Linked DNA regions of Homo sapiens: region 1 is linked to region 2. The links are chromatin loops, found by intact Hi-C in ENCODE. Cell type or tissue: mammary epithelial cell. All regions are shown on one strand. Links, peaks and the distances in the headings refer to the core of each region. The heading gives the core; the rest is flanking DNA. Region 1 has its middle 19 kb from the start of THOC1. Region 2 overlaps CLUL1 (clusterin like 1).

The links. Hi-C counts contacts between places; a loop is a spot of excess contacts. Peaks named below come from ENCODE experiments on the same cell type or tissue, not always from the same donor. Only the 100,000 strongest peaks of a DNase experiment are listed, where the experiment ranks them.
Region 1: a loop joins it to region 2, with 23 times the contacts of the local background. A loop is called at or near these places in 90 of 110 quality-filtered maps.

The regions. Positions count from the first base shown.
Region 1 is chr18:284,914-289,318 of GRCh38, reverse strand. No RefSeq gene overlaps it. Among named protein-coding and RNA genes, the nearest start is that of THOC1, 19 kb to the right of the region's middle. In mammary epithelial cell, for the core only: a CTCF peak has its summit at 2,696; no DNase peak of the experiment used is centred there.
Region 2 is chr18:614,747-619,151 of GRCh38, reverse strand. CLUL1 (clusterin like 1) reads right to left here. Exons shown (of 10, transcript NM_001393344.1): 3 at 1,046-1,164. The coding sequence starts at 1,151. Among named protein-coding and RNA genes, the nearest start is that of CLUL1, 20 kb to the right of the region's middle. In mammary epithelial cell, for the core only: a CTCF peak has its summit at 2,598 (motif pointing right); no DNase peak of the experiment used is centred there.

The DNA of each region.
Region 1 (4,405 bases), core at 227-4,226, 330 kb after region 2:
ATGGACTTATTTTGCTCCTCTTGGAAAGAAGAATCACTTCCTTATTGGGGTTCAACCTAAAAATGGACTTCCACATTGCTTAGGGTAATGGTTCTTTTAGTGTAACATCGGCAATTCCCTCTCCAATCCTCTGCCCCACTCCCACACACACATTTTAAGAAAAACTTCTCAAGACTCTGACTCTGTAACTGAGAGCAGGGGCAATGAACAGAACTGAATGGATCAGGGAGGGATAACTACAGCTTAATTTAAGAAGAGGCTTTTTTTTAGATGGAGTCTCCCTCCCTCTGTCACCCAGGCTGGAGTGCAGTGGCATGATCTCAGCTCACTGCAACCTCTGCCTCCCAGGTTCAAGCGATGCTCCCGTTTCCACCTCCCAAGTAGCTATGATTATAGGCACCACCATGCCTGGCTAATTTTTGTATTTTTAGTAAAGACAGGGTTTTACCATGTTGGCAATAGCTGGTCTCGAATTCCTGACCTTAAGTGATCTGCCCACCTCGGACTCCCAAAGCGCTGGGATTACAGGTGTGAGCCACCATGACTGGCCTAAGCTGAGTCTTAAATAAAGGAGGATTTGACCAGTTACAGGAGAGGAGAAAGACATTCCAAGAAGAAGCAAAAACATATGCAAAAGTTATTAGGTATGAAAGGAACTGAGAGTAGCTGAGACTGACTGGTGAGTAAATGGGTGTGAGGAGAGGAAAGATGAGAAAAGTATAATATAGTCACGTGTTGCTTAGCAATGAGGATGCGTTCTGAGAAATGCACTGTTATGTGATGTTGTTGTGCAAATATCCTAGAGCATACTTATACAAATCTAGATGGTAGAGCCTACTGTACATGTAGGCTATATAGAATAGCCTATGACTACAGCATGCTACTGTACTGAATACCATAGGCAATTGTAACACAATGGTAAGTGTACATCTCAACCTATCTAAATATAGAAAAGGTATAGTAAAAGTATGGTATAATAATGTTATGGGACCATCATATATTACACATATACAAAATATACATATCTGCATATCATTGCACAGCAAATGACTGTATATAGTTATGACTTTGGAGCAGTACACACCCAAGTGCAAATCCCAGTTTGTGCAGAGATATTTTAAATTCTGAGTCTTAGTTTCCCAATTTGCAAACAGTATCTTTAAAAACAAGGAATAAATGAGATCATGTATATAAAATATGAAACATAATGATGGCATGTGATGTGTGCTTAGCATATAGTAACTTATTAATATGAATATATATATTTTTAAATTGAGACAGGATCTCACCCTGTCATCCAGGCTGGAGTGAAGTGGTGCAACCATTGCTCACTGCAGCCTCAAACTCCTGGGCTCAAGCGATCCTCCTGCCTCAGCCTCCTAAGCAGCTGTGACTACAAGCAGGCACCACCATGCCTGGCTAATTTTAAAAAAGTTTTTTTGTAGAGACAGGGTCTTACTATTTGCCCAGGCTAGTCTCAAACTCCTGGCCTCAAGCAATCCTCCCACCTCCCAAAGCATTGGAATTACAGATATAAGCCACCATGCTGGGCTAATATGAATATAAGACTGAACGGTTAGGCACGGGTGATTTATAAACAGTTTTGAACACAGAATTAACTAGGTCTTGAAAGCCATTTGGAACCACTGAAGGATTTTCAGCTGGGGAATAGATTGATCAGGTTTATTTTCATTAGGGAAGACATTCAACTACAAGGCAGTGAGCTAAACACTATGGGAAAGATGTTTGAATCAAAATGCTATTTTTTTTTTTAGATGGAGTCTCGCTCTGTCACCCAGGCTGGAGTACAGTGGCACGATCTCGGCTCACTGCAACCTCCACCTCCCAGGTTCAAGAGACTCTCCTGCCTCAGCCTCCTGAGTAGCTGGGACTACAGGTGCATGCCACCATGCCCGGCTAGTTTTTGTATTTTTAGTAGAGACGGGGTTTCACCATGTTGGCCAGGCTGGTCTCCAACTCCTGACCTAGGGTGATCCACCCACCTTGGCCTCCCAAATTGCTGGGATTACAGGCGTAAGCCACCACACCCGGCCTCAAAATGCTATCTTAAACTCCCGGTGTATAATTTGTTGCCATCAGTGCTGAAAATCTAGTATAGGTCTGGTGCTAACTTCAAAACAGGAAACTATTCATTTCTTTCCACTTTTTTACAAAGTGGGTGGAATCTGGTGTTGGGTCAAAAAACAGTGTAGTGGAAAATCTAACCAGAACCAAGTGTCAGATCTCTCTTCCAGCCCTGAGGGCAAAGTGCTTCATTTTCCTCTTAGAGGTGTTAATAAAAAAATACACGCTAAAGGTCACAAAACCTTGTGAAATAATCACAGTTGAGTAATTCCCCCGATGCAGATGTGTACCACTTATTTTCTAAACTGACATAAACAGCTATTAGAAAAGAAACAGCTTGAAAGAAAAACACCACCAAAGTCCAGATGAGCCTTCCTGACATCTGCAGCATAGAGATGCTGAGTGGCTCGAAACTAATGAAAATGAAGTACAGTATTCTAACACAACACTTGCTGTGACAGTAACTTACTTAAAATTTCCATTGACTAAGATAGTTGAAGGTCAGTGTCAGAATCCACTCCAGACAGTAATACATCTAAATACAAAAAGTTTGTGTGTGTCTGTGTTTTCCCACTATACTACTTTGAAGGAAATATTTCCATGCAAACGCTGTCCTCATGTGGTCGGAACCAGTTACTTCAAAGAAGATATTCCAGTGGAATATAAAATAATTTGTGTTACTATGGAAAGAGACTAAGTTAAATTATCATATTTTAATGGGTAAAAAAAAAGGAGGTTCATCTCCAAAATGCTTTTTCCTTGGCAATCCCCAGAACTTTCTCTCTTTCTCTTGTGGCTTTCCCATTAAAATCAATTTTGCTGATTATATTCCTGTTGAAAATTATGAAAGTAAAACATGATCACTGCAACCAGTGAGACTTGTTTGTTCTTTCATTTTCACTGCCTGACACACTTATCAAATAAATGTTTTAAAATTTATTCATCGATTCATTGATTGACACTTGGCATTTCCAATTCTGTGGCATTGTCAATGATACTGCAATAAACATTTTTCTATGTCTCTGTGTATACACGGTTGTACATGCGTAAGAAATCCTCTTGTGTTCACACCTAGAAAATTCAGGGTGGAAGGGTATTACATCTTCAGCCTTACTAGAATGTGAGATTCTTCCCCAAAATGGTTGTACCAAATTACATTTCCATCAGCTGAGTACACTCGCTCAACTTCCTCACTCACATTCATCATGTTTTTTAACTTGTGTCAATCTGCGAGATGAGAAAACGATGTCTCAGTGTTGTTTTATGCATTTCCCTGATTACTTGTGAGGGGTTAAGCAGTTTTTCATGTTTCCTCTTCTCTATCAATTTCCTGTTTATGTCTTTTGTCATTTTAACTGGGTTATTTGCCATTTTCTTACCGATTTATAAAAGTTTTTAATATATTGTAGACACTAATCACTAGTTATATATGCTGCAAGTATCTTCTACCACTCTAAGTCTCATCTTTCACTTTTATTATACTGTCTTTTGATAGGTTAATGTTAATTTCAATGTAGCCAAGATTATCAATCTTTTCCTTTTTGGTTGATGTTTTTTGTATTTTGTGAGATCTCTCCCTACTCCAAGATAATTAAGATATATTCTAAACAATTTAGTTTTGCATTTCATACTATGTCTTTAATCCACTTGGAATTTTTTTGTATGATACAAGGGATCAAATTTTATTTTATTTATTTATTTACTTATTTTGAGATGGAGTTTCACTCTTGTCAGCTAGGCTGGAGTGCAGTGGCGCGATCTTGGCTCTCTACAACCTCTGCCTCCCGGGTTCAAGCGATTCTCCTGTCTCAGCCTCCAGAGTAGCTGGGATTACAGGTGCCCGCCACCACGCCCGGCTAATTTTTGTATTTCTAGTAGAGACGAGGTTTCACCGTGTTAGCCAGGCTGGTCTCAAACTCCTGACCTCAGGTGATCCACCCACCTCGGCCTCCCAAAAATGCTGGTATTACAGGCGTGAGCCACCACGCTCGGCCTCATTTTATTTTTTAACAATTGTTCCAGGGTGATTCATCGAACAATTTCCCATTTCCCTATTGACTGCTTTACAACGGGATACAATGAAACATAGGTGAAGTTTCTCTATATACGTGTGGGTCCCTTTAGGGGCTCCCTGTTCTCTTCCTTTAGTCTGTCTATCCCTAAACCATTACTATGGCATCTCAATTACTATAGCTAAGAAATTTACATTAAGTAGGGTGAGTTTTAATTTTGATGAAGTCCAATACACCAATTGTTTTTCTTTTACGGTAAATGAACTTTGCGTTATATCTAAGCAATCTTTGCCTAACAGGCATTCACG
Region 2 (4,405 bases), core at 132-4,131:
CCAACCTTTCATGTCTCCAAAAGAGAGGCTTAATTGTTCTCTTATAGGCTCATATTCTGAAAGCAGATCATAATGAATTAGCTGTCAGCTGCCACATGGACCCAGCTGCCACACGGACCATACCTTCTACTCCTCACTTGTGAGCGCCTAAACAAATAGAGTTCACTGAACCTCATTCTTGTCATCTTGCTCAGGCCCTGTTTTCATTTATCCATTTTTTTTCTTTCATTTAAGACTCAAGTGTGTTTATATTAGAGAAAATTTTGCATTTTCTTCATAATTTATATTAAGTGCCCAGCTGGGGACCTCAAACACAGTCAGCAATTTCTCTTTCTTTCAGCTTCAGTTACCTAATAAGGAGGCACGAGACCTAGAAAGTATCCCATGTAATACGAGCTTCCTTAATAACTCAATGGACGTGTCTTATACACCTTTAATAAGCCCTTAGTAAGTTTAAAATTCATTGTCATTCCCTGTTCAAAATAGCCAACGTGGCCTACTGAGGAGCTCATTCTTGACTCTGATTATTACAGACCCCAAATCAGCTGCATTTTAGCTAATTTGTTCTTCTATATATTAAGTACCCAAAGTATATATCACCAAGCAAAGTTGCAAGTTAATGGCCACAGAACAACCAGATTCAACGTAATTATAACCCATTCTTTCACTAGTTTAAGAACAATTGCACAGATTACTCTAATGGTTTAAATTTTTCAAATGCTAGAAAAGTATTTCACTGTTCATTAGAGCTGTGCTGAGATGACACCAACCATCTGGATGATACAAAAAAATGCAGTGAAAAAACTGGCAAGTTGTATCTACATGATACAAACATCTGGAAAGGTGAACGCCTGCAGAGACGTGATTGGAATTTTCTATTTTTACCCAGATGTTTGGCGTCAGGATGACCTGGTTTAAGCGCCTTGAGAACGTTTCACCGTGAAAACAGCGAATATGGTTATCTCTCAACTGCGACTCACTATAAACGCCAGCAGGACAACCAACATGCAAACAGGACACAGCACAGATAAGAAACCAAACGTACTCTTCAGGTTTTCACTGATAGCAGTTTTGTCCTTCCAAGTGGGTGCGCAGTGACTGTCTTTCAACCACAGCAGACACACAATAAACACCAAGAGTGGCGGCTTCATGTTCCCGCTGTTACTGCAAAGGAAAAATAAACCCGCATCAAATGTCTTCCATTTGGTTAGTTTCTGTTGGCATCAATTGAAAACACCTGGGGCTCCAAAGCATTTTTCTGTCAATTTTTCCTTATGACTTTAGACAACTTATGCTAATGTGCCTGAGACATAAGGAAGCTTGAAATGTAAGTTAAAAAAACAAACAAATTCTAGTCCCTATTTGGTTTAAACTCTTCACGACAGTTAAAAAAGCCCGCCATGTGAAGTACTTGAAACTCAATGCAATGGAGAGGATAGATCACATCCTCTCAGAGTCCAAGCTTCATTTTGTAAACATCTCGAAACACAGAATTAATTCGAATCTGTTAGAGGGATTTTTTTCCCTCCAAAATTCTTTTTTTTTTTTTTTTTTTTGAGACGGAGTTTTGCTCTTGTTGCCCAGGCTGGAGTGCAATGGCGTGATCTCGGCCCACCGCAACCTCCACCTCCCAGGTTCAAGTGATTCTCCTGCCTCAGCCTTCCCAAGTAGCTGGGATTATAGGCATGCGCCACCAAGCCCGGTTAATTTTGTATTTTTAGTAGAGATGGAGTTTCTCCATGTGGGTCAGGCTGGTCTCGAACTACTGACCTCAGGTGATCCGCCCCCCTCGGCCTCCCAAAGTGCTGGGATTACAGGCGTGAGCCACCACACCTGGCATTTCCCTCCAAAAGTCTATGTTCTCAAGTGAGTTTTTACCTACGTGGTTCGCTATTATTTTTAAAGAAAGCAAAACCAACCACACACATTTTTCTCATACTCCTTATAAAACCCATTATGCTATGTGAATAGTGCACAGTTAAAATTTTTTCTTCTCAGTTAATGAATTTCCCTTTGAGTTTAATTCGATACACATTAGTTATAAATATTCTAAATACAGAGGTTAAAACTTTACTAAGAAAAGTTAAATAAGTTAGAATAGTCGTATGCTTTAATAAAGTTAAAACTATAAAATAAGTTAGATTATTTTAACTCCCACAAAGGGGATATTTATCTGCTTTACGTATATTTACTATTTTAAAAAGAAAACAACCACAGAAACCTCCATTATTTGATCAACATTTGGAATGTCTTTTTAATACAGTCGTAAACTAGCAACTGTACTAGTAATTATGCAGTTATCACATTTTACATACATCATTTCAACTAACTCTTCTTCTATCATTACTCTATTTACAAAACAAAACTTATTAATATAGTGTATTTACCACTAACTTTGCAATATCTCCCCAGTGAAGTTGCCACCAGCTTCTGGAAGGACCTTCGTTTTTCTCTGCTTTAATTTTCATCCGTGTCAGGGATTTAGCTGTGTCCTATCAGTTTGATGACACAGTGTTTAATCCTATTAACCCAACATTTTGAGATTTACAACTATGATCTAAAATTTGGTACTGTTCAGAAGAAAACACTAGAGGGCAGGCTGTGTACACAATTGGCAACAGTGACCTTGGGCTACCTTCCTATATACAAATGTGTTTTGATAGGACTCATTAAAACCTTAAAAATATTTTTTTAATTTTCAATTTAAAATATGTAGTTTCCTATGTAAGCAAAATTAGTCTCTTAGATTGAAAATACTATAAGCCACAATGTGAAAGTGAGTAAACTCTTAGATAAAACAGTTCGAAAAGTGTATTTACACAGTCATGTGGCATCTTTGTTTGTTTGTTTTCTCGTTTGGCATTTTTTGACTGTTAGTATATGAAGCGATATAACCAACTAAAGTGATAAAGTCTAGCATATACATAATGCAATAGATAAGTATTTTAGACCCACCGTAATTTGCTACTTGATTAGCTGAACTGAAAATGTAGCCCTTAATGATTCATTTAAAAACAACTTAGACAGCTGTTAGTCATGATAGCCAACTCTGGAATCTACACGATGGGTCTCTCTGGCAACTGAAATCTCAAGATCACCTGCGCCCTGTTTGCAAGTTTTGAGAGACTAGCCAATCCATCCTTACTATGTACTCAGCACTTGTCCAAGCAGGTCAGACCTTGACAATTCTGAACTGGGCCACCTGCCTTTTAGGCGCCCTATGACGTTGGTCCTGGTCTCTGAGCAACATGCAGTCTGGAGTTTATCTTTGCTCTGCCTGGGCACAGAGAGTGACACACATTCAAGGCCCAGCCACACCCCATGTCAGCTGCCTTGATTACCCACTAATTCCCTCTTTTAGCTGGAAAACTCTTAGCTCTCTTGGAAAACAGATCAGCTCATAGCAAAACTCGAACTATTATTATTTTAAACAGCCTAATGTCACTTATGAGCAACTACAATCCACACCTATAAACAGATGTGTCCTATCCTGAAAGATGCATGGTTGGCCAATGGAAGAGGCAGCACTTTGGGTATTTTTCTCAGGAAGAGCAGAGCAGAGTCCTGGAAAAGTTGGTCATAGGAAATTGTCCAGCTTTTACCCTGACTCTGTGCACCATTGCTCATTAGTTTACCACTGTCCAAGTTTGGGCCCGTTTGACATCAAGGCTGGCATCTGCGTGTTCTTTTTCAACAGACCCAAATTTTGTTGAAAACGGAACCAGTTTTCAGGAAGCAAAACCAATCACACACATAGAAAGATGGCTTACTTCCTAGTAGCAGATTTTTTTCTTTAATCCATGTTCCTCCTTTAAGAGCAATTTCTCAGAACAGAACTTTATTGCTAACTAGTACTAATTACTTTGAAAATATCTCGAAGCTTCCAAAAAGGCTCTTCCTCTAATTACTTCATCTGTTTTCACAGCTGCCATTTTGTTCTTAAGATTAAGCAATACTTCATGTGAATCCGGTCACTTTCATAATTATGACATCATTATGCTCAAGATTTAAGGGGATTACAAAATATTGTAGATAGCTGCTTGATAATTAAGGAGATTTAGAAGCAAAGTCATCTTAATTAAGAAAGATGGCAAGAGGATGCATGTGGCATCAACTGGAAAATAGAGGAATCAGATGGATTTCAAAATGTCAGGTTTATTGTTGCTAAGTTCAGGCTTGGACAGAGCATCTTAGATGCATGGCCATAAAGGTCTTGCTAATATGTCACCCTTGAGTTAGACTTGCCCATCCTGCCACTGGCATAGCCAGACAACCTCTGGGCTTCCAACTGGGACATTTGGCCAGGAGCAGACTAGGAAGCCTATATACTGCTCAGGCTGTGTCTTATATAGAACCAGCTCCAGGATACAATGACAGTGGTCCCTGCAGTTATGTAACCTAAGAG